Regions from separate parts of the Homo sapiens genome. Here region 2 is linked to region 1. Evidence: chromatin loops called from intact Hi-C (ENCODE). Cell type or tissue: heart right ventricle. All regions are shown on one strand. Links, peaks and the distances in the headings refer to the core of each region. The heading gives the core; the rest is flanking DNA.

Region 1 (11,296 bases), core at 1,952-9,951:
TGTGGCACATATACACCATGGAATACTATGCAGCCATAAAAAATGATGAGTTCATGTCCTTTGTAGGGACATGGATGAAACTGGAAATCATCATTCTCAGTAAACTATCACAAGAACAAAAAACCAAACACCGCATATTCTCACTCATAGGTGGGAATTGAACAATGGGAACACATGGACACAGGAAGGGGAACATCACACTCTGGGGACTGTTGTGGGGTGGGGGGAGGGGGAGGGATAGCATTGGGAGATATACCTAATGCTAGATGACGAGTTAGTGGGTGCAGCGCACCAGCATGGCACATGTATACATATGTAACTAACCTGCACTTTGTGCACATGTACCCTAAAACTTAAAGTATAATAATAATAAAAAAAAAAGAAAAAAAAATTTGTAAAAACCTCATTCCCTTCCTTCCAAAAAAATCTTAAATAAAATATAGAAAGAAGAAAAGAAAGAAAGAGAGAGAGAGAGAGAGAGGAAGGAAGGAAGGGAGGGAGGGAGGGAGGGAGGGAGGGAGGGAGGGAAGGAGGGAAACTCCCCAAGGCCACACAGCTGTAAGTGCCACAGCGTGAGTGTAAACCCAGGAAGGCTGGCTTCACAGATGATGCCCTTAATGGCTGCACTACTATTCAGAAGCAGTGATCCAGTAAACATTTAGCTTCCTATGTAGGGCTTTGCCATTTTTATTCCAAATTCAGGGGCAGATTATGAAGCCAAACCCTGGAGGACAGAGACTCTGAGCTCAGCAGCAAACAATGCCCTCAGGCAAAAGAAATAAGGCACAGTTCTCCCTGGATGAACATACTGAAGCAGACATGGCATCATTTCCTCTAAAAACATCTTTTCTGCCCATCTCCTCCTTGTCAGTTCTTCCATCAGGAAAATGGGCACATATTAATACAATGTGCACCCATGGCAATAGATGCAAGAACTAATTAGTGCCTGAAACGTGTGTCAAGATTCTCTGCTAGAGGTGCTATAATAAGGGCAAAGTATTCTCATATAAATTCCAGTTTTGCATCCTGTGGCCTGTTCCTCTCTGGGCAGGAGGTGGTGCCCTGTCTTGTTGAGATCTGATCTCTAAATGCAACCATGTGTTTTCTTTCATCCAAATGACTGTGCTCATCTCGGGAGCAGCCTTTAATTTTCTTCTTGGAACCGACGACCATCCTTACTTACAGCAACAAAAGGTCCCCAGGACGGTGAGGTAAGATTTGAATTAAGATACCTTGGCATATTCCACTCCACAGCAATTAAGAGGCAACAGGTTTTTAGCAGCACCCACTCTCTTCAGAGCAGCTACCTTTTGTCTTAAGAATCCCTGTCTATCATGTTATCAAGTTGTCCTGATTAAGCAGCCCCCAGTGGCTGGCTCTCTGCAAGGTGGTAAACCAAGTAAATGTCACAGATGGGACCTCTTCCTCCAAGGGCCCACCCTTATGGGGTAGCCATGGGATTATCGGCCTGGCTCCACATTGGTGACTTCAAGTACAGCCATGGCCACATGATTCAGAGGGGATGGCTATCCAGTTGGCCCATGATCCAGTTTCTTCCTTACTCTCACCTGCCACTTGGCCACTGTTGTTCATTAGCATCTCTCCCAGGAATAGAGGAGAAAAAGGAAAGGAGAGCCAATATTTGCTTGTCCATCTGGCTCCCCATCAGCAACTCTGGTAAGTGTGTAATCTGATGGAACCATGGTCCAAGGTAGAATTTGGACTCTTTCCCTCACCCTGCCCCTTGTCAGGCATGTGAACTCCTGTTATGGCTTCAAGTCCCAGCCTTCTCTCAGGCCCCCAGGCAGTCAGAAGTTAGTCACTCCCTCCCTGGCTCCTGGAGACCCTCTCCAGGACTTGAGAACACTCATCACATTGTGTCGTAATTATCAGGGCCCTCGTCTGTCTGCCATTGGATGGGAGCTCCGCGAGGTTGGAGCTGCATTCTTTCATCAGCTTAAGTCCCAGAGATTCTGGGCCCAGTGCTTGGCCATGACTGGAGTGTAAGAAATGTATGTTGAATGCACAAATAAACCCAAATGGCCCTTCTTTGCCATTTTCTCAGAAAATCAAGAGTTAATACTCCAAGGGATTTTATTTTTTATTTTTTTTGGCTTGTTTGTCTGTTGCTTTTAAGAAAACAACATCTCAGGATTTCTGGAGACAGGCAGGGTGTTTTAACAAAATGATTCATCTCATTCATTAAGTGAACATTTTTTGACTTTCTGTGAGTACTGGGCACTATCTTTGGTGCCAGGGAAGCAAAACAGACAAAAACCTGCTCTTGGGGTACTAACATACTAGTGGTGATATTTTTTCTCAGGTACTGGCATTCCTCCATAGTTTCCTACCTTATATTTACCTCTCTAGCCCTTTTCCCTGAAGACAACAAACCATCTAACCAGTTTCCACCAAATAAACAAAATAACCAGGGTACAACTATAAAATAAATACATATGTAAAATAGTAGGCTCCCCTTTTGGAGCTTTCAGTGCCCCCCACCAAAATCCATGCTGTTAACTAAGGAGCTTTTTAGGAGACAAGGTGTCAGAGGAAGGCAGCAACCTCAAAGTGCAGGGAAAGCAGACAGTAGGACAGTGAGTGAGACCTTCCCCGAGCTCTGATCACCTCGTTAGACACAATGGCAGCCAAAGATGGTTTGGGTCACCCAAGGAAAGACAGGGTACTGCCCTCATCCCATGCCCTTCAGGGTTCAGGCTTCCAGAGCCTGGACATCTCCATTTGTACTCCCTGGAATGTGGAGACATGGGCCTCCCTCACTGCAGTCCAGATGGAAGCTGATCTCTGAGAGGCCACTCATGGTGAGTGAGTGAGGCCTCCAGCCAGGCGGTGAGGTTGAGCTGAAAGAAGAAAGTTTCCTAAAAGTAAAACCCAGACCTTCGCCGGGCATGGTGGCTCATGCCTGTAATCCCAGCACTTTGGGAGGCCGAGGTGGGCGGATCATCTGAGGTTGGGAGTTCGAGACCACTCTGACCAACATGGAGAAACCCCCGTCTCTACTAAAAATACAAAATTAGCCAGGTGTGGTGGCACATGCCTGTAATCCCAGCTACTCGTGAGGCTGAGGCATGAGAATCGCTTGAACCCAGGAGGCGGAGGTTGCGGTGAGCCGAGATGGCCCCATTGCACTCTAGCCTGGGCAACAAGAGCAAAACTCCATCTCAAAACAAAAACAAAAACAAAAACAAAAACCCAGACCTTCTTGAAGACTACTTTGAGATCTTAAAATGCATATGCATACAGAGAGGGGGAAGAGGGGCTGTGTATATTGTCTAGGGAGGACAACAAAAAGAAGACCTGGCAGTGGAGATGGAGGAAATAGACAAGTTGAGGAAATAGGAATGGGAACTGTGTTCTAATAGTCAGGGTTCTCCAGAGAAACAGAACCAATAGTGTGTTGGGAGTGTGCGGGTACATTAAGAGATTTAAAGAATCGTCTCACGTGATTGTGGGGGCTGGCAAGTCTGAAATCTGTAGGGCAGGCTGGCAGGCTGGCAACTACAGTAAGATTTCTGTGTTAGTGTTGAGGCAGAACTCCTTCATCTCTGGGAAATCTGTCTTTACTCTTAAGGCTTTCAACTGATTGAATGAGGGTACCCAGATTATTGAAGGCAATCTCCTCTACTTAACGTCAACTAATTGTAGATGTGAAGCATATCTACGCTAGTGTTTGACCAAAGAAGTGGGCACCATAGCCTAGCCATGTTGATACATAAAATTTAACCATCACATGTGAAAATTAAGTGAAGTCCTATGGGTATTAACAGCATGAAAAGGAGTCTTGGGATGATGACAGTGAGGAAACAGAAACTTGTAGATAGGGACCCATGGGATGGGGGTGGGGAGCATGAGAAAAGGTTAACTATAAGCTCCTCACTTTGCAGATTAGCTGAAACTCTAAAAGGATTTATTCAGTCCATTGCACCTAGGTGATCAGGGAAGCTCCTCCTAGGCTGGCATCTTGCCTCTAGCTCCAACGTGTCTGAATCCAGCGTGCAAAGCCTGGTTTTGAGTGGGGAGGCAGAACAGGAGACTAAACCACCTTTGGTTCTGCCTGAGTCAGGTCTTTAAAGGGAAGATCATTTAGTTTATCTAAAGAGCTGTGAATTCCCACAGCCTTAGGCAGACTCATATTCCAGTGTAAGCACAAAAACAAATTCTAAAGCCAAGTAAATGACTGGTGATGAGCCACAGGTATGTATTATCATGACCATTGCTTTACCCTGTGAATTTTCTCTGTGAAGGGAGGGGAATCCACCCCAAAAATATGAGGTTTAGACAACTTTTTGGGGACTGTTTTTAGTGCTTGGTACTGAAATGGTGACTGGCAGACAGGTCAGTGCACACAGTGTACTGCTGATGACCTAAAGGAAAGAGATACATTATGCATGACAGTTTCTCTGGTGCTTGCAGCTCTAAGGATCAGCTTTTAAGCAAGCAGAGCTGTGATTTCTATAAAGGAAGATCTCTGGGTAGACAGGAAGGCCATAGTTTTTGATGAGGTGAAGTGATGACTGAAGTAGATTTGACTTTCCCAGCGTCTAGGTAGGAGGAGAACATGTGTGTGTGTCTTTGCCAAAAATGGCAGCCTAACAAGTCTATCGATGGTGTCCTCATGCAGTATCAGTGAATTCTGCAGAGGCTGGGAGGTCTGCAGATGAAAGCACTGTGGAGTAGAGCCCTCCATGGCCTGGTTTCTGAGCAATTGGTGTGAACAAATGCTAAGAAATGTTTCCACATCTGCCCAACCATATTTGCCCATGAAAACTACGTACCATGACTTCTGCCTCAGTACAATATTTGCTGCTATTGGCCAACCAAGGGGTTGTGGGTATGTATAGGCTGCCCTGGGATGTCTCTGTCCTTGTCTCTTCATCCATGTGTCTTTCTCTGAACGACATTATGTGTGGTTGCCTGCTTCCTCTCAAACACACAGAAGTGTGTGTGTGTGCACATGCACTTGTGAGCAAGTAGGCATACACATTTCCTTCTTTGTAATCAGAGCAGGTAGGATTCTTGTAAAGTCTGTCTCAGTCAGTTTAGAACATTGGGACAAATTCTACACTCAGATCTTTCTATAAAGGGGAGGGGCAGGTGGAGGCCTTGGAGGCTTACCAAGGGGCACAGAGGGGTATCCTTGCAGGCAGCATGGGCTCCTGGAAAGCCACACCAGGACACAAAACTCAGTCACTAAACAGTTTTTCCCAAACAGCCTGCCATGCAGTTGCATTTGCGATTATTCAAAATAACACGGAGCAAAAAGGCACTGCACCCATGTTCCCTGGCAGCTCACTGAGGTCTCTTGACACACTGCTGGGTACAGGAAGGGGCGTTTCTGCCACTCCATGTAGTTTAAGCACAGATGTTCCAGGCAGCCTCAGAATCAAGCTGACACATCCCACAGCATGACAACTGTGGCGCGAGGTTCTCAGGAAGGGCTGAGTGTGAGCATTAGGTCACTGAGCTCTGTTACTGTTTAACCAGCCTCAGCCTGCGTCATGGTGACACACATCTGCTGACTGGACGCATCGGTGCATCGTGCTGTAGGCTGACTGGTGGGCCATGCTTGAAAGACTCCTGGCATGTACCCCTTCCCGCATTCTTCACTCTTGACTGAAAGCATATGCTCTACACAATTGGGATAGTGTTAGCATGTGGGTCCGAGGCAGCTTCCTACACATCTGGCTTAGGCTGGTTGAATCGCTTCCCCTGGGAGGGTGGCTTCCAGCTCTGTGACATCTGGCCAGTGGCAGGAAGTGTCTGGATTCATCCCAGAGTGAATTTTATCTCCACATGCTTTTCCAATTTCATCAGGGCCTCCATGCTACATTCCGAATGACATGTCCACATTTGCCATGGACAAGAATGACAGATGGAGAAAAATCATCTTTGACCCTTAAAAGTCAGTCACATTTTATAAGATAAGAGCTTGGGCACAAAAGGTATTATAGGAGAGAACTCCAGAGATGGCTTGAAATATTACATAAGTTATACATGATTTAGCTTTTGGAAATAAAAGCGCCTACCCAAACTGCTGGCATAGCAAAGCAATGAAAACAGCATTTAAAATTTTTATTTTTCTTTTTTTATTGAGGCATAACTTACATAGAGTAAAATGCACAAATCTCAAGTGTGCCCCCTGATGACTTTTTAATTTTTACACATGCACATACCCAAGAAGCCACCACCCAGACCAAGGTTTAGGACACTCCCAGCACTCCAGAGACTCCCTTATTCCCCTCCCTTCACGGTGGACAGCCTACCCGCAAAGGTTCTCACTGTTCTGGTCTCTATCACCATAGAGGCATTTTTATTTTGGGGTCTTACTGGTTTAACAGATATCTCATCATAACACTCTGTAAACTTCCATGCACTTGCATGAAAAGTCAAGTTTCAGAAGAAAAGGTTTTGTAACACTCTATGCTCCAGCATGTGGCGATCTTCTCTTCCTATATCCAATGTTTCACAATTGAAGAAGAACCTATTCCTGGAGGAAAACTTTTTTTGCCTTTAGCTATGAGGGAGAATTCTGGATTTGTTCTTGTTTCTGAAGCCCATCAGTATCTTGCAGCTGTGTTCATGCATTTGTAAATGTATAGCCACATGCCTTTAGGTCTCCCCTCTTTGAAGGACACCCAGGCCCCAGGCCAAGAACCCCAGCTCTCAGCCTTGCTCTGCCTCTTCCCGGGTCTTGCACCCAACCAGGAATGAGGCCCTCGTTGCAGCTTGCTCCTCTCCAGTTAAAAAAAAAAACAAAAACGCTTAGTCAGACCCAAAGCTAGTTGCTGCAGGCCCCATTCGGTCCTCAGGAAATACCAAGAGAAAAGGCTGCAGGAGAGAGGATTAAACCCTTCTAAGTGTTCGGATACCGTATATCTAACTTCAGCAGCTGTTTCATTAGATTCAGTGGGCACAGCTCCCCACTTTGCCTGACCAGCTGCTCTCTCTCAGAAATCCCCATTGTTGCAAGGAACTGACTTGAGGTATACTCATCTTAGCAACATGGACACACCTTTTCTGGAGGATTAGCCTCTTTGCCACTCTTCTTTTATTTTTAGATGTGAAAGCAACCACTGGGAAGGATCTGGGTTGAGTTTTGGGGGGCAGGGGAAGGAGGCCTTACCCACAGGAAGGAGGCAGTGCTGATGGAAGAGACCTGAAGAAGGAATCTCCATGGAACCGGGGCTGCTTCTGCCCAAGTACAGCACTGACGCTCAATGGGACCCTGGATAGGCCACAGTTTCTCCACCCCCAGTTCTCCATCTGTAAAACGCGGTGCTTAAGTGAGACCAGGCTATTGTATAAAAAGACTAAACGCAGAGCTCTTTGGCTTAGAGTAGGGAGTGTGGGTTTTTGTACTTCCACTGTGTGTTTAGCACCTCCAGGAGGACTTAGGCAACATGGGACTCCATAGATAACCAAAAATTCCTACAAATAGGAGGGAGAGGGCATGCTTTGCCATGTGTGAAAAGGGTAGTCTTTTCCTTCTTGGTGGTCACTGTCCACACATGCCAACTGCCAGCAGAATGACTTTCCAGAGCCTTGTAGTATTTCAGGGGCTGGTCTTTTGGTAAGACAAGAACATCCCGGAGAGAGAACATTCAGGGATGCTCCTTGTTGCTGTATCATGGGATCTTTACTCTCAGACCAGGGCCTTGCCAGCATGCCAGTCTACATAACGGGCTCTGGTCACTGAGCAGAGGCTATCTTGTTTAGAACTACTGAGACAGAACTTTGTCAGAATTTTAAAGGCAGCAGAAAGAATTACTCCATTTGGTCTTTTTATCTATCAGGCTGCTCTTATCCAAGCACTTCATATTACTGAGAATTAAATTCATCTTTTAAAATGTGCCCCATGCAGCTTCCAGAATGATTAATCCTATTTATATATATATGTGCTGTAATGCAAATGCTCTACAACATAGTGGGTTCTGATGTTCACATCCACTTTTGCCCCCACTGAGGCTCTCAGCTGTATGTGGAAGGAGAATTCTCTCACATGCTGGTTGCATCTTGTTCTGTCATTGTCTTGAGTTTACATCATCCCCATGTCCTCTTCTGGCCCTATGCCATGCCACATTCCACATGGATAATATGAGAAAGTACTCCTCCTGGTTGTTCACTGCTTTCACATCAATAGCAAGGGGCTCTATCTCTCTATCCATAATTGCTCAGAGTTTACACTCTAAGCACATCTTCATCAACACAATTCATATAGCTCTGGGTAGACCCATACCTAATGGCTACTGTGCACATGCCACGAGTTCTGGTATGCACAATGCAAAATGTCCACTACATGGCTCCATCAGTGCTCTGTCTTTGTGCCATTCACTTCTTGCCCATAAACACTTGCTTCATTCAGCAGTCTACATCTCTGATTACCACTGTGACCATGAGGGAGGTTTTACAGCATCTGTTTTTTTGGTGGAGGGAACTATTTCCAGGCTGAGAACAACTTGAAAATGTCTCCCCCACCGTGCAGATATCATCAACTTTACCAAGCTTCCTGTGGCAAACATTCCCAGGAATTTGTTGCTTAACCATTTCACAACCACCCTCTGTGGGCTGCAGTACTACGTAAGATCGTTTGGAATTGGTTTGTTTCGGACCATCCTTCATTTACTTTCATCCTCAGTGGTGTGGGACAGTGACTTACACATAGAATTGATATTCAATGGATGAATGAATGAACTTAGCATCTTTTAACTTAAATCAAATCTCAATTTCAGATGATGTTAGTGAAAAATAAAGCTGCATCTGAAGTTAGGTTTATTTACTGTAGAAAAAAGCCGCCATGCTCTTTAACAACGGGGATGTTGGTGGGAAGAGTGCTGGATGAAGACTTGTTTTTAATTCCTCTGATATTCATCAAATCATTTTAATGAAGTGGGCTATTTATAGATAATGCCAACCTCTGTGACTTTTCTCATTTCCATTTCATCCTCAATTCTGAGTGTCTACTTATGTCTATTATCCAGGACCCACCCTCCAGGAACCCCTCCTTGATCTCCCTGAACTCCCCTCATCAAGGTATCTCCTCGACTTTTATGGCATTCTGCCCTACATCCCAGCCCCCAGGGGTCCTTGCCCTTTCCGCTTGCTATGCTTGAGAAAACTCCTGGAGAACAGGGCAGGGTTCAGAGCTTTGCACACCATGGGCAGTCAGTGAACAAGCAGGAATTAGTGGTTCCAATGGGAAGCATTTCGTGCTGCCTTTTAGTAGAAGTAATTCAGATGAGCTACTGGAAACATTTATTTAAATTATTTTTACAACTTTCTGTTTCTTCTTTTCCATATTGGAAAAGTAAACCATAGAAGATAATCTGCATATTTGTTTGTCAATCTTTGGATGTACGTATCTTAAAACTTATTTTTATGTGTTCCTAGTTGAACTATTTGTAATAGGCCAAAACTGGAAACCATCCAAATGCCCATCACTAGTAGAATGGATAATAAGTAAACTGTAGGATTTCACACAATAGAATAACTGCCCCTGTAGGGCAATTATAATGAGCAATCTACAATTACATGCAACAATTTGGATACATCTCATAAACACAATGTTGAGTAAAAGAAGCCAGGTACAAAAGAGTATGATTCCAGTTATTCCATTAAGGAATAAAACAGGCAAAACTCTTTGCTGCTAGAGGTCAAGATACCCTTTGCAAGGGTAATGACTAGAAGGGGGCCTGAGGGGAGTTTCTGGGTGTAATAGTGAATTTTTTCTTGATTTGTGAGCTGGCTACACAAATTTTCAGTTTGTAAAGACTTGTTGTATGTAACACTTATGATACAGGTACATCTCTCTGAGAAGATCTCTGCCACATACACTGTCTCTGGAGAGATCTTGGCCTGGGTCCTCTTTCCAGATAGATGTCAAGAACCAAAAGGTGTCAGGACTCAAACTCTGCCAAAATGGCACTGTATCCATGTGTTATCTATTGCTGTGTAACAAATTACCCAAACACAGTGTTTTAAAATAGCAAACATTTATTATCTCATAGTTTCTGTTGGTCAGGAATTTGGGAGTGACTTAGCTGTGTAGCTCTGGCTCAGAATCGCGCATGAGATTGCAGTCAAGGCATTGACGAGGGTTACAGTTATCTGAAGACTTAACAGGGCATGTGGAATCCACTTCCAACAGGACTCATTCACATGGTCAATGGCAGGAGGCCTCAGTTGTTCACCATGTGGATCTCTCCATATGGCTGCTTGAGGGCTCTCACAACATGGCAGCCGGCTCCCCCCAGAACAAGTGAGAAGGAGCACAAGGAATAAGCCACAATGTCTTTGATGAGTTAGTCTCAGAAGCTACACACCATCTTTAATACCATATTCTATTCATTAGAAACAGGTCACTAAGTCTAGCCCACCCTCAAGGGAAGGGAATTAAGGTCTACCTTTTGAAGGGGAAAAAGTATCAAAGAATTTGTGGACATATTTTTAAAACCACCAAAATCCACCCTCTGACCACAAATTATTTACATTCTTCCCATATGTAAAAGATACTCACCATCTTCCAAGGCCACCAAAAGTCTCATCCCATTCAAGCATCAGCTGTAAGTCCAAATCCCATCATTTACATCAAGTCCAGATGCGGATGAGGGTCCTCAGTTGTAGTTCCTTAAGTACAGCTATTTGGGTACAAATCCTCTCAATCTGAAGACCTGTGAACTACAGATACAGCTATCTGCACCCCCATCCACACACACCCAACATACATATGATGGTGGGACAAGCATGGACACCCACTAGAGAAGCTCCTGTTCAAAAGGGGGTAAAACAGGAGGCATGCAGAAGTTACTGGTCTGTAGCAGTTCTGAAATCCAGATGGGCAAATGTTGGAAATTCCTTGATTAGGATTCAGTTCTATTGCTGCTCAATGGGGATTTTCATGACTTTTGGCTCCATTCTCTGGACTCTTGGTCCCACCCTCTGGTTTTCCTTCCTTTTTCATGAGAAGTAACCTATGTTTGCAGCTGCATAGTTATCTCAGCTTGCTTCTCACCAACAGAATTCTTGGAGTCTAAAAGCCTCTTTTTATTTTGTACTGTCTCTGTCCCTTTCAGTCCAAGTGTGATTTTTAAACCAAAATGCAGTAGAAGTGATGCCATAGCTCCTGAATCTGAGATGGAGGAACGTCTCTCCTGAGACACAGGCCTCTAATGTGAATGTGCCACTCTATTTCAAAATGGCATCTGACCACCACACCCCAATGCACCCTCTCTTGACTTGTCACTAACATGCCCATGAAACATGGGAAAAGACTTTTTCA
Region 2 (11,296 bases), core at 1,506-9,505, 58 kb after region 1:
TTCCAAAATTAGATTGTGATGATGGTTGCATAACTCTGTGAATATGCTAAAAATCATTGAATTGTACACCTTAAATGGGTGAGTTATATGGTATGTGTGAATTGTATCTCGATAAAGCTGTTTTTCTCAAAGATGAAAACAAACCAAACAAGAACACACTCCCTCCAACTACTACCCACTAGCAGTCACTTCTTATCCATACCCTACTCTCCACAGCCCCAGGTAACTACTAATCTGGTTTCTGCCTTTATCAATTGGCCTGTTCTTGACATTTCATGTAAATAGAATCACACAGTCTGTGACTTTTGTGCCTGGCTTCTCTCACTTAGTACATAATATTTTCAAAGTTCATCCATGTTGCAGCATGTATCAGTATTTCATTACTTTTTATTGTTCAGTAGTATTCAATTGAGTGGATATATCACATTTTGTTTATCTGTTCATCAGTTGATGGATGTTGGGGTTTTTTCTACTTTTTGGCTATTGTGAATAATCTGCTATGAACATTCATATACAAGTTTTTGTAGACATGTTTTTGGTTATTTTGGGTATACAACTAGGAGTGGAATTTCTGGGTCATATAGTAACTCTATGTTTAACTTTTTGAGGAACTGCCAGAATGTTTTCCAAAGTGGCTGTACCATTTTACAATCCCACCAGCAACCAATTTTTAAGTGGAGACTGATCATATACTCCTTAAAATGAATTTCCCAAGTCTTCAGCTAGATTCTCCTTTCCCTCTCCCCCATGCAGGGCCACATAGTCCCTCAATTGGCAGATTAGAGGTTTAAACCTTAATTGTAAGGCTTTTTTATCCCTCCTCCAGATGCGCGCGCACACACACACACACACGCACTTCCCAGTTTCAAGACTCTTGTGAATCATACAAATTCTACCCAGCAGCTCTTCCCAGGAACCTCACTGACAAAGCTGCTTTGAGGGCTTTTTCTGTTTAATAATAGATTATATTCTTCAGTACTGTATCTCCTTTGAGAAACTCATCTTAAAAATATACGTGAAGCTTTGTGGGTTTTGTCATTGTTGTTTTTGTTTTTTTGAGAGGGAGTCTCGCTCTGTCGCCCAGGCTGGAGTGCAGCGGTGTGATCTTGGCTCACTGCAACCTCAGCCTCCCGGGTTTAAGCGATTCTTCGGCCTTAGCCTCCCGAGTAGCTGGGACTACAGGCATGTGCCACCATGCCCGGCTAATTTTTGTATTTTTAGTAGAGATAGGGTTTCACCATATTGGCCAGGCTGGTCTTGAACTCCTGACTTCGTGATCCACCCACCTTGGCCTTCCAAAGTGCTGGGATTACAGGCGTGAGCCACCACGCTCAGACAAAGCTTTGTTTTTAATACTGGAACTTTGTTGGACATGTACATCTCTATTTTCAATTTCAGCTATATTTTTGTACATTCTATGCCCCCACATAAAACATGGCACCATAACATGCAAGGGGCATTGATGCAAGGCTTGTTCAGCCTGTGTCTGTCTCTGACAGTCACATAGTTCAGTGAATGGCGTCAGGGAATCATCCTCAGTGTAGTCAGCTATTACATGTTCTCAAATCTTATTTGTATTTTCAGCTTCTACCATATCTGTGGGTGGGGGGAAATAAATTTTATATGTAGATTACTCTCAGTTCATATTATTCTCCCTTTTACTTGTTCCAAGACAGCTTCTGTATACTTTCCAGGGTTGCTGCTTTAGTCAACTTAGAAATTTGGTGAAAATATGTTTACCCTTTCTATGAGCTTAATAACAGTGCAGGAGATTTCATTCTAACCCATAATCTTTTCTTATAAAAAGTTCTGATGTTTAAACTCATTCTTGAATGTGGAATATCTGTGTAATGTGTTCACGGTCTCCAGGTGCAGGGGTGGCTGCTCATCTTTCCAGAGTACAATATACACTTCTGGGCCTGGCACACAGTGGGCACATATTGCTCAATAAGTGCTGCCGAATGGAGGAATATGTTTTGTTTGAAATACAATGAATGTTTCACACATCACTTACATGCTCCACATACCTGTTTTCTCCTCTTTTTCAGGCTATCAGCTGTACTCTGAACTGTAGTTGCCAAAGTTTCAAACCCGGGAAAATAAACCACCGTCAGTGTGACCAATGCAAGCATGGATGGGTGGCCCACGGTAACTTTATTTTTCACCCTCTCTTGGCCTGTAGTGTTACCTCTAAGTAACTTAGAGTTATTCAGGAACTGATTTAATATCTTAAGAATGACAACTAACTAGTAAACTAGTAAGTTACTAGCATGTCCCAGGTAACAGGCTAAGATTCAAAGAGTCTTGAATCTTAACTACTCTATATGGGAAGTGTCTTATTAACCTCATTCTAAAGATGTAGAAACTAGTGCTTCATTGCTATCATTCTGTAATGATAGAAGTATTCTGTTCTATCTATTACAGCCTCTAGGCTAGGATTGCCAGATAAAATACAGAACGCTTAGTTAAATTTGAATTTCAGATAAACAACAGATTGTTTTTTAGCCTAGGTATATCCCAATGAATATTTTTAGTATATGTATATCCTACCCATTCATTGTTTATCTCAAATTTACGTTTGGATTTAACTGGGAATCTTTTTTTATTTGCCAAATCTGACAACTCTACAGTAGTCACTTGTGGCTACTGAGTACTTGAAATGTGACTAGTGTAACTGAGGAATGGAGTTTTAAATTTTGTTTAATTTTAACTTAATCTAAATGTAAATAGCCATATGTGACTGATGGCTATTACATTGGACAGCGTGGCCTTAGGGGGGTTAATTTGTTAAGCCCCACAACTAGAAAATGTCAAGCCCCACAACTAACGCTCAAACTCAGGTCTCTCAGATTCCCAAACCCAGATTCTTTACCCCCAGACTCTATGCTTCCTGATTAGCTATTCTCTTGATTATGCACCTCCCACCTCAGTTTTTACCCCTTTTCCTTATTCCTTCCTTGTTTGTGACTATTTCTTTCCTTAGCAAGGCCACAAGAAAGGGAGAAAAGTCTCAGGCTAGTTCATGTATTTTAGAAGTTCCTGTAAATAATTTGAAGTTTCATAGCTATTAAGGTATTTAATCATTTGTATATTCATGTATTTTCTGTGGAATAAATAACCAAGAATTGGTCCTAACCTACTTTTTTTTGCAGTGTTTCTCTTACAATTAGAACTTTTCAAAATGACATTTCCTCAATTTGATTTTTCAGCTCTAAGTAAGCTAAGGATCCCCCCCATGTATCCAACAAGCCAGGTGGAGATTGTCCAGTCCAATGTAGTGTTTGATATTAGCAGCCTCATGCTCTATGGGACCCAGGCCATCCCCGTTCGCCTAAAAATCCTACTGGACCGGCTCTTCAGTGTGTTGAAGCAAGATGAGGTTCTCCAGATCCTCCATGCCTTGGACTGGACACTTCAGGATTATATCCGTGGATACGTACTGCAGGTACAGTAAACATGAACATTGTCCTCCTAGGGTGCTTTCTGAAATTTGTGCCCATATAACTGACGTAACCCAGTTACCTCCCAATGCTACAGCCCTTGGTGGCCATCTTTCCCTTTAATACTTCTTTTCTAATGGCCTAAGCCCCTACCTCATGTTCTTGGGGGGAGTCCAAGGCTTTCCTCCAAGATACCTATGAAGCTTTAGGAGCATTACATATTCTCTGATTTGGCTTTTACTAAACTACCTCTTCCACAATAAACCATTTGCCCCATTTCAGGTGCTGCCTCCATGTCTTTCATTAGTCCCAAACTACTTACTGACACAAGATCTGTCTGTATCAGATTTTACTGAGAGTTTGGGATTGAGAAAGGGAACTTACATGAACCACACAGCAAACAACTTATAATTTCATAGCACACCTTCCTGTTCTTTAAAGCCTTCTGCCATCTCACTGATGTTCTTCCTTCTTAGGCTCTATTTTTTATATTTCTGTGTTCATGTATGCATTTGCTCATTCTCAATCTCTCTCTCTATATGTGTGTGTGTGTGTGTGTATGTCTCCCTCCCTCCCTCCCTCCCCACACCCCAGTTTTCTTTTGGCATCTTCATATATTCTCTTCTTTTCTCCAGTATTCCAAGCCCTTCATCCTCTCTGTCCTCTTTATTTTGCAGAGTAGTTTACCTCTGTTCCCAGATCATGCTGAGTGTGTAGGCTTCATGTTTCATTTCCAAAGAGGCTATCAAGGTGTTTTTAGAAGCAAAGAACATGTTTCCTGAGATGAAGCATCATTCCTTTAAGATATGAAACAGCTACAGCATTGTATTTTCTTGCCATTACATTAGAAAATGTCAAAGTTTGGTAAAAATTTCAATGAAATGGGAGGCGAACATATTTCCAAGACCAACATAGATGTCAGTCTTACTGAGGTAGGCCATGTAATTAAAATGAACACTAAAAACAATTTTGTAGACCTAGATCCACTCCCAATAATCTTAAGCTTAGGCATATTATCCCCATTTTCCAGTCAAAAAACCAGAGACTTAGAGTGCCTCAAAATCATGCTGAAAGTCATTTCACTAGTATGTGGCAGACCCAGAATTTGTACTCACTTCTTTTTAACTCAAAAGACCATAATCTTCCCCTGTAAAAATGTTTGCTCACCTCTAGTGCAGGACCCCCAGCAGACTAGAAACAACCGTTTATGTAGAGTAGCATTATGACCTTACGTTAGGACATAGATCAATATTTAATGATCCTAATAATCTTGCTTTCTAGTGTTAGGATTAAAAATATGGAATCAATTACCTTGAACCTCTAGTGCATGAAAAATTTATGATGTTACATTCTTCATCATCTTCAAAACTCTTACATGCACTGTGAAAAATCTCAGTAGGCCATCAAATACATGTTCTGTGATAAAATATTTATTGTAGTTTTGGGAAAAGTTAGGCCTTGCTAGAGTTTGAAAGATCTCCAACACTCCAGTGTAATTACAGCCCTGCTTTGTGAATGTGTGCAGTAGATCAATACAGTTCATTTGTTTTCTGATGTTAGTTGCTTAGGAAGATTATTAAACTTGCAGCAAATGAATACTTGAGCTGCATCTAGGCCTGATTGTTCCATCTATTCTCTTTAGATAAAGAAGTTACTATTGTTCAAATGATACATATTTTAATTTTAGCAGGGAAAATTATTATGTCTAATGCTAGACAAGCAATTGGTCTGAAATGAGGTGAAAAATAATCACTACATTTCCCTGACTTCACTTGAGTAATATGGTTTTATTTGTCTCTTTTGCACCAATTGTAGGACTACTGCTAATATTTGTGCAGCTTATGTTCTGCACAAAGCTTCTGGCCTGGGAGAGTAGGGTGAGCAGGGACTAAATTCCCCAAAGCCCTGCATTCATCTTTTTCCTATATGCACAAAAGTATCCCATAGTCTAGTGGACTACATTTTTAGAGGAAAGGGTAAGGAGTTGTAAATTGATCACACTTCTAACATCTGGTTTGGGTTTAGGATGCATCAGGAAAGGTGTTGGATCACTGGAGCATCATGACCAGTGAGGAAGAAGTGGCCACCTTGCAGCAGTTCCTTCGTTTTGGAGAGACCAAATCTATAGTTGAACTCATGGCAATTCAAGAGAAAGAAGAGCAATCCATCATCATACCACCTTCCACAGCAAATGTAGATATCAGGGCTTTCATCGAGAGCTGCAGTCACAGGAGTTCTAGCCTCCCCACTCCTGTGGACAAAGGAAACCCCAGCAGTATACACCCCTTTGAGAACCTCATAAGCAACATGACTTTCATGCTGCCTTTCCAGTTCTTCAACCCTCTGCCTCCTGCACTGATAGGGTCATTGCCCGAACAATATATGTTGGAGCAGGGTCATGACCAAAGTCAGGACCCCAAACAGGAAGTCCATGGGCCCTTCCCTGACAGCAGCTTCTTAACTTCCAGTTCCACACCATTTCAGGTTGAAAAAGATCAGTGTTTAAACTGTCCGGATGCTATTACTAAAAAAGAAGACAGCACCCATTTAAGTGACTCCAGCTCATACAACATTGTCACTAAGTTTGAAAGGACACAGTTATCCCCTGAGGCCAAAGTGAAGCCTGAGAGGAATAGCCTTGGTACAAAGAAGGGCCGGGTGTTCTGCACTGCATGTGAGAAGACCTTCTATGACAAAGGCACCCTCAAAATCCACTACAATGCCGTCCACTTGAAGATCAAGCATAAGTGCACCATCGAAGGGTGTAACATGGTGTTCAGCTCCCTAAGGAGCCGGAATCGCCATAGCGCCAACCCCAACCCTCGGCTGCACATGCCAATGAACAGAAATAACCGGGACAAAGACCTCAGGAACAGCCTGAACCTGGCCAGCTCTGAGAACTACAAGTGCCCAGGTTTCACAGTGACGTCCCCAGACTGTAGGCCTCCTCCCAGCTACCCTGGTTCAGGAGAGGATTCCAAAGGCCAACCAGCCTTCCCAAACATTGGGCAAAATGGTGTGCTTTTTCCCAACCTAAAGACAGTCCAGCCAGTCCTTCCTTTCTACCGCAGTCCAGCCACGCCTGCCGAGGTAGCAAACACGCCTGGGATACTCCCTTCCCTCCCGCTGTTGTCCTCTTCAATCCCAGAACAGCTCATTTCAAACGAAATGCCATTTGATGCCCTTCCCAAGAAGAAATCCAGGAAGTCCAGTATGCCTATCAAAATAGAGAAAGAAGCTGTGGAAATAGCTAATGAGAAAAGACACAACCTCAGCTCAGATGAAGACATGCCCCTACAGGTGGTCAGTGAAGATGAGCAGGAGGCCTGCAGTCCTCAGTCACACAGAGTATCTGAGGAGCAGCATGTACAGTCAGGAGGCTTAGGGAAGCCTTTCCCTGAAGGGGAGAGGCCCTGCCATCGTGAATCAGTAATTGAGTCCAGTGGAGCCATCAGCCAAACCCCTGAGCAGGCCACACACAATTCAGAGAGGGAGACTGAGCAGACACCAGCATTGATCATGGTGCCAAGGGAGGTCGAGGATGGTGGCCATGAACACTACTTCACACCTGGGATGGAACCCCAAGTTCCTTTTTCTGACTACATGGAACTGCAGCAGCGCCTGCTGGCTGGGGGACTCTTCAGTGCTTTGTCCAACAGGGGAATGGCTTTTCCTTGTCTTGAAGATTCTAAAGAACTGGAGCACGTGGGTCAGCATGCATTAGCAAGGCAGATAGAAGAAAATCGCTTCCAGTGTGACATCTGCAAGAAGACCTTTAAAAATGCTTGTAGTGTGAAAATTCATCACAAGAATATGCATGTCAAAGAAATGCACACATGCACAGTGGAGGGCTGTAATGCTACCTTTCCCTCCCGCAGGAGCAGAGACAGGTAAGGCATCTGTAGGCAATCATTTTTTCTAAGGCAGTGGCTCTTCAAGTTTAACATGCATCAGAATCACCCGGAGAATTGTTAAAACACAGACTTCTGAGCCCCACCCTAGAATTTCCACTTCATTAGATCTAGGGTGAGGCCTGAGAGTTGGCATTTTTAACAAGTTCCCAGATGATGCTGATGTTACTATTCTGGGGGTCACAGTTTGAGAAACACTGTTGTATGAATTTTCATATTTCAACATTCATGAATACAAGTTCCCAGATGATGCTGATGTTACTATTCTGGGGGCTACAGTTTGAGAAACCGTTCTATGAATTTTCATATTTCAACATTCATGAATTTTTACTTCCAAAAACCTAACCTAATTTGGCTGCAAAACCTGACCTGAAGTGATGTGAGGCTACTTGTAATCTTCTTTAATCTCCTTTTGTGTGGATTTATAAATACATATATAGTACAAATAGTAATGGATTTATTATAGGGCATTAACAATGTTTCATTATATGCATCATTCTGCCTGTCTGAAGTCTGAGAAATTCTGAACTCAGAAACACATCCGGCCACAAGGGTGTGGGATAAGAAATCATGAACTATGGCCAGGCGCGGTGGCTCATCCCTGTAATCCCAGCACTTTGGGAGGCCAGGGCGGGCAGATCACAAGGTCAAGAGATCGAGACCATCCTGGCCAACATGGTGAAATCCTGTCTCTACTAAAAATAGAAAAATTAGCTGGGCGTGGTGGCATGCACCTGTAGTCATGTCCCAGCCACTGGGAAGGCAGAGGCAGGAGAAACGTTTGAACCCGAGAGGCAGAGATTGCAGTGAGCTGAGATCATGCCACTGCACTCCAGCCTAGCGACAGAGCGAGACTCTGTCTCAAAAAAAAAAAAAAAAAAAAACATGAACTAGTTGTCACATTAGCAGGTTGAGTAAAGCGTAAACAACTATTTGAATAAGAGTGAGAAGGGAGCTTTTTAAATTGCCACTATAGCGTCCCAAAACGTGACTCATTTTCATTTGATAATATGAAATCCATAGAATAAAATATTTTCCTTTATTTCTAGTTACCCAGCTACATTTGAAAGGAAGAATCACTGCTTGATTGAAGGTTTTTTAAATATTAAGTTATAAAAGAATAAAGGTGATTGGCAGGTTGTTTCAGGGACTGTGATTTCTGGTTGAAAGATCCTGAGTTTTCATGACACACACACGCAGGCAAACTGTTTACAAAGTCCCCCGCTATAGAGCATATCTCATCACCGTGGGGATAGCAGTGGTGTTACTGTCTTGCTTGTGCTTTTCTTCATGAACTTGAGTCACCTAACCACTCTTCAGGTCACCTTCCTCCCTAGCCTATAAATGGAAGAGCAAGCATACCAAAAGATGGCCCCAGGAGGCTTATGGAAAAGATCAGCTGCCTGATGAAATGGAATATGATAAATGTTAAATGGTACACTGAATATTAAAATGCTACATTTGCAGAAACAAGCTTGACTTGAAGCAGTTCAACACCACCACTTGGTCCAAGTTGTAATGCCTAATTTGTTAAGAGGGTGAAAATGTACAGACTCCCACACACATTCCTGGACAGGGCTCATAAGAACATACTTATTGTCTTTAGCAAAGAGGATAGAGCACAGGAGATATTAGTTAAATGTTTATATTAAATCAGTGTTTCTACTGATAGGATGTTGAACCAAACCACCAAGGCACCCTAATTAGTGAACCAGTCCTTCTTCAGCCTCCAAGAGGAGGAGTGTTTGTTCATGAATAAGCTGTTGCTACAGAGACAGTCATGTTGGTCATATTATCTTTGATATTTATGATACTGTTCTATCCTACAATATCTACTAAATTGGAAGGCATATTGGATTCAAGATACTTTTTCATTTGATATTTATTTTTTCATAGATTTAATATTTCCTTATGTTCTGACCTATTTGTATTAATAGATCCGAGCCTTCCCCCACCACAACAGGAAAGCATCTTGCGTTATAAATTAAAACCACTAATTAGTCTAGAACTTGAAATGCATTTTACCTAGAATCTATGATTTAAGTTACAGTATTTTAAATTTGACTTTGTGGGCAGGCCCAGACCTGACACCATTTCTCTCAGTCAGAGATTGAGAACCACATTCCTGTAGGGACATTTAACTTCTCTTTGAGCCACTGCTACTGCCAGCAACAGTTACCAAGACCCATCAGGAAGGGACTGGGACAACACCCTGGATGCTTATTTACCCAGCAAATATTAAGAACTGTCTATGTTAGGTGCTGGGGACATAATCCCTGCCCATAGAGGCCTTCTGTAGTGGAGGAGACAGACCAGAAACAGGCAATTACAGTTGAATGTGATTACTTCTGCAGTGAAGGAAATGTAGGCTGTTGTGGGAGGGCACCTTGAGAAGTTAAGGAAAGCTTCCTGGAAGAAGGGATATGTCTACACCAGTAACTCTGAAACGTTTTGGTCTTATAACCCCTTTACAAATACTTAAAACCTAAGGTTACTCAAGAGCTTTTCTCTATTTGGGTTATATCTATCAAAATTTATCATATTAGAAATTAAAAATTTAAAAATTGTAAAACTTTAAATTATATATTAACATATGTTTATGAAAAAAACCCTACATTTTCCAAAGCAAAAATTTAGTGAGATGAGTGGCTTTGTTTTACATTTTTGTAAATCTCATTAATGTCTGACTTCGTAGAAGACAGCTAGATTCTCATATCTGCTTCTGCATATGCTCTGTTGCAAAATTGTGTTACGTAGCCTCTGAAAAACTCCACTGTTCACTCATGAGACAATGAAAGTGAAAAAGGCAAATAATATCTTAGTATTATGAAACTTTGACTTCAGGAACCCCCTGAAAGGGCCTCAGAGATCACTAGGGGTGCTCAGACCACACTTTGAGAACCACTGGTCTCAACTAATCAAAATAGAAGCCAAGAGGAAGAGTTGGAGGGGAGAGGTAGAGGTTGTAGGGTTGAAGGGAAGAGATGGAGACATGGGCAGTGAGTACAGGATTAGGAGAGTCCTAGAAACCAAAGCCTGGCACATGATCCAGAGGGTTTTTACAGTTGTAGTAGTTACTGGTCTTAGGGGACATGGCACCTCAGGAAATGTATCTAACCCTCTAAGGCTTGAGAGGAGCGAGAGCCCACAAGTTAGCCATTAGTATGCATGGAATACTCAGGAGTTGAGTATGAGTCCCAGAGGTTTGCTTTGTTCCAGTAGGGACCTTTCTTTACAAGGTTCCAATAAAAGTGTTTGTCTTTCTTTTTAACCACTTGTATGTACTGGAACCTGTACGTCCACCCAGTGTCTGGTTTTCTGTCGGCACATACCAGCCCCTTCAACCCAGAATGCTGACATAATCACAGGGCAGAGTTGGAGTTAAGAAGGGCTGCTTGCAAAGTGGGTGATCTGGGAGTATAATTCTGATTATGTCCAGAATATATGTGTAAGGGAATAGAAGACAGAAGTTGAACAGTAAATTTTGTACATTTTATAAAACATAAGTAAGCTTCCCACACACGTCTTTGGGGATTTAAAAAGTTCAATTCTTAGTTATTTTGGTGAAGGTGTTTTCCCAACTTGACTCTGCCATACATTCTGATATGTATTGGGGGAGTGTTTTCTCTATTTGGAATAATTCTCCTATCACCTTTAAGATTGTAACCCCCTTGGTAAGGACTTTTGCTTGTCAAAAGTTAGCAGAGGATTTCTGAGGAAGACCAACATTGATTTACAAGTTAATTCCAAATGATAACATATGACTAAAAGGCATGTGTCATAATGGATACTCATTATCTGTCCTTCGAGAGTAATCATTGGGTGGAAGATTGGTGGTATGCTTATTCTGCTGCATTTGCAAAACTTCTGTCTGGTATAGGATAGTGAAACGTTACAAATATGAACTAAACTACATACACACACAATTCTAGCCAATTGGATTCT

What was found. A loop is a pair of places that touch in the nucleus more often than their neighbours do. Peaks named below come from ENCODE experiments on the same cell type or tissue, not always from the same donor. Only the 100,000 strongest peaks of a DNase experiment are listed, where the experiment ranks them.
Region 2: a loop joins it to region 1, with 4 times the contacts of the local background. A loop is called at or near these places in 3 of 110 quality-filtered maps.

What each region holds. Positions count from the first base shown.
Region 1 is chr15:83,317,816-83,329,111 of GRCh38, reverse strand. BNC1-AS1 (BNC1 antisense RNA 1) reads right to left here. Exons shown (of 3, transcript XR_932542.3): 3 at 10,449-10,688. Among named protein-coding and RNA genes, the nearest start is that of BNC1, 39 kb to the right of the region's middle. In heart right ventricle, for the core only: no CTCF peak of the experiment used is centred there; a DNase peak (open chromatin) is centred at 5,473; H3K27me3 peaks cover 1,661 bases.
Region 2 is chr15:83,258,985-83,270,280 of GRCh38, reverse strand. It overlaps BNC1 (basonuclin zinc finger protein 1), which reads left to right. Exons shown (of 5, transcript NM_001717.4): 2 at 2,049-2,148; 3 at 3,210-3,445; 4 at 5,466-7,330. Among named protein-coding and RNA genes, the nearest start is that of BNC1-AS1, 19 kb to the left of the region's middle. In heart right ventricle, for the core only: no CTCF peak of the experiment used is centred there; no DNase peak of the experiment used is centred there; H3K27me3 peaks cover 961 bases.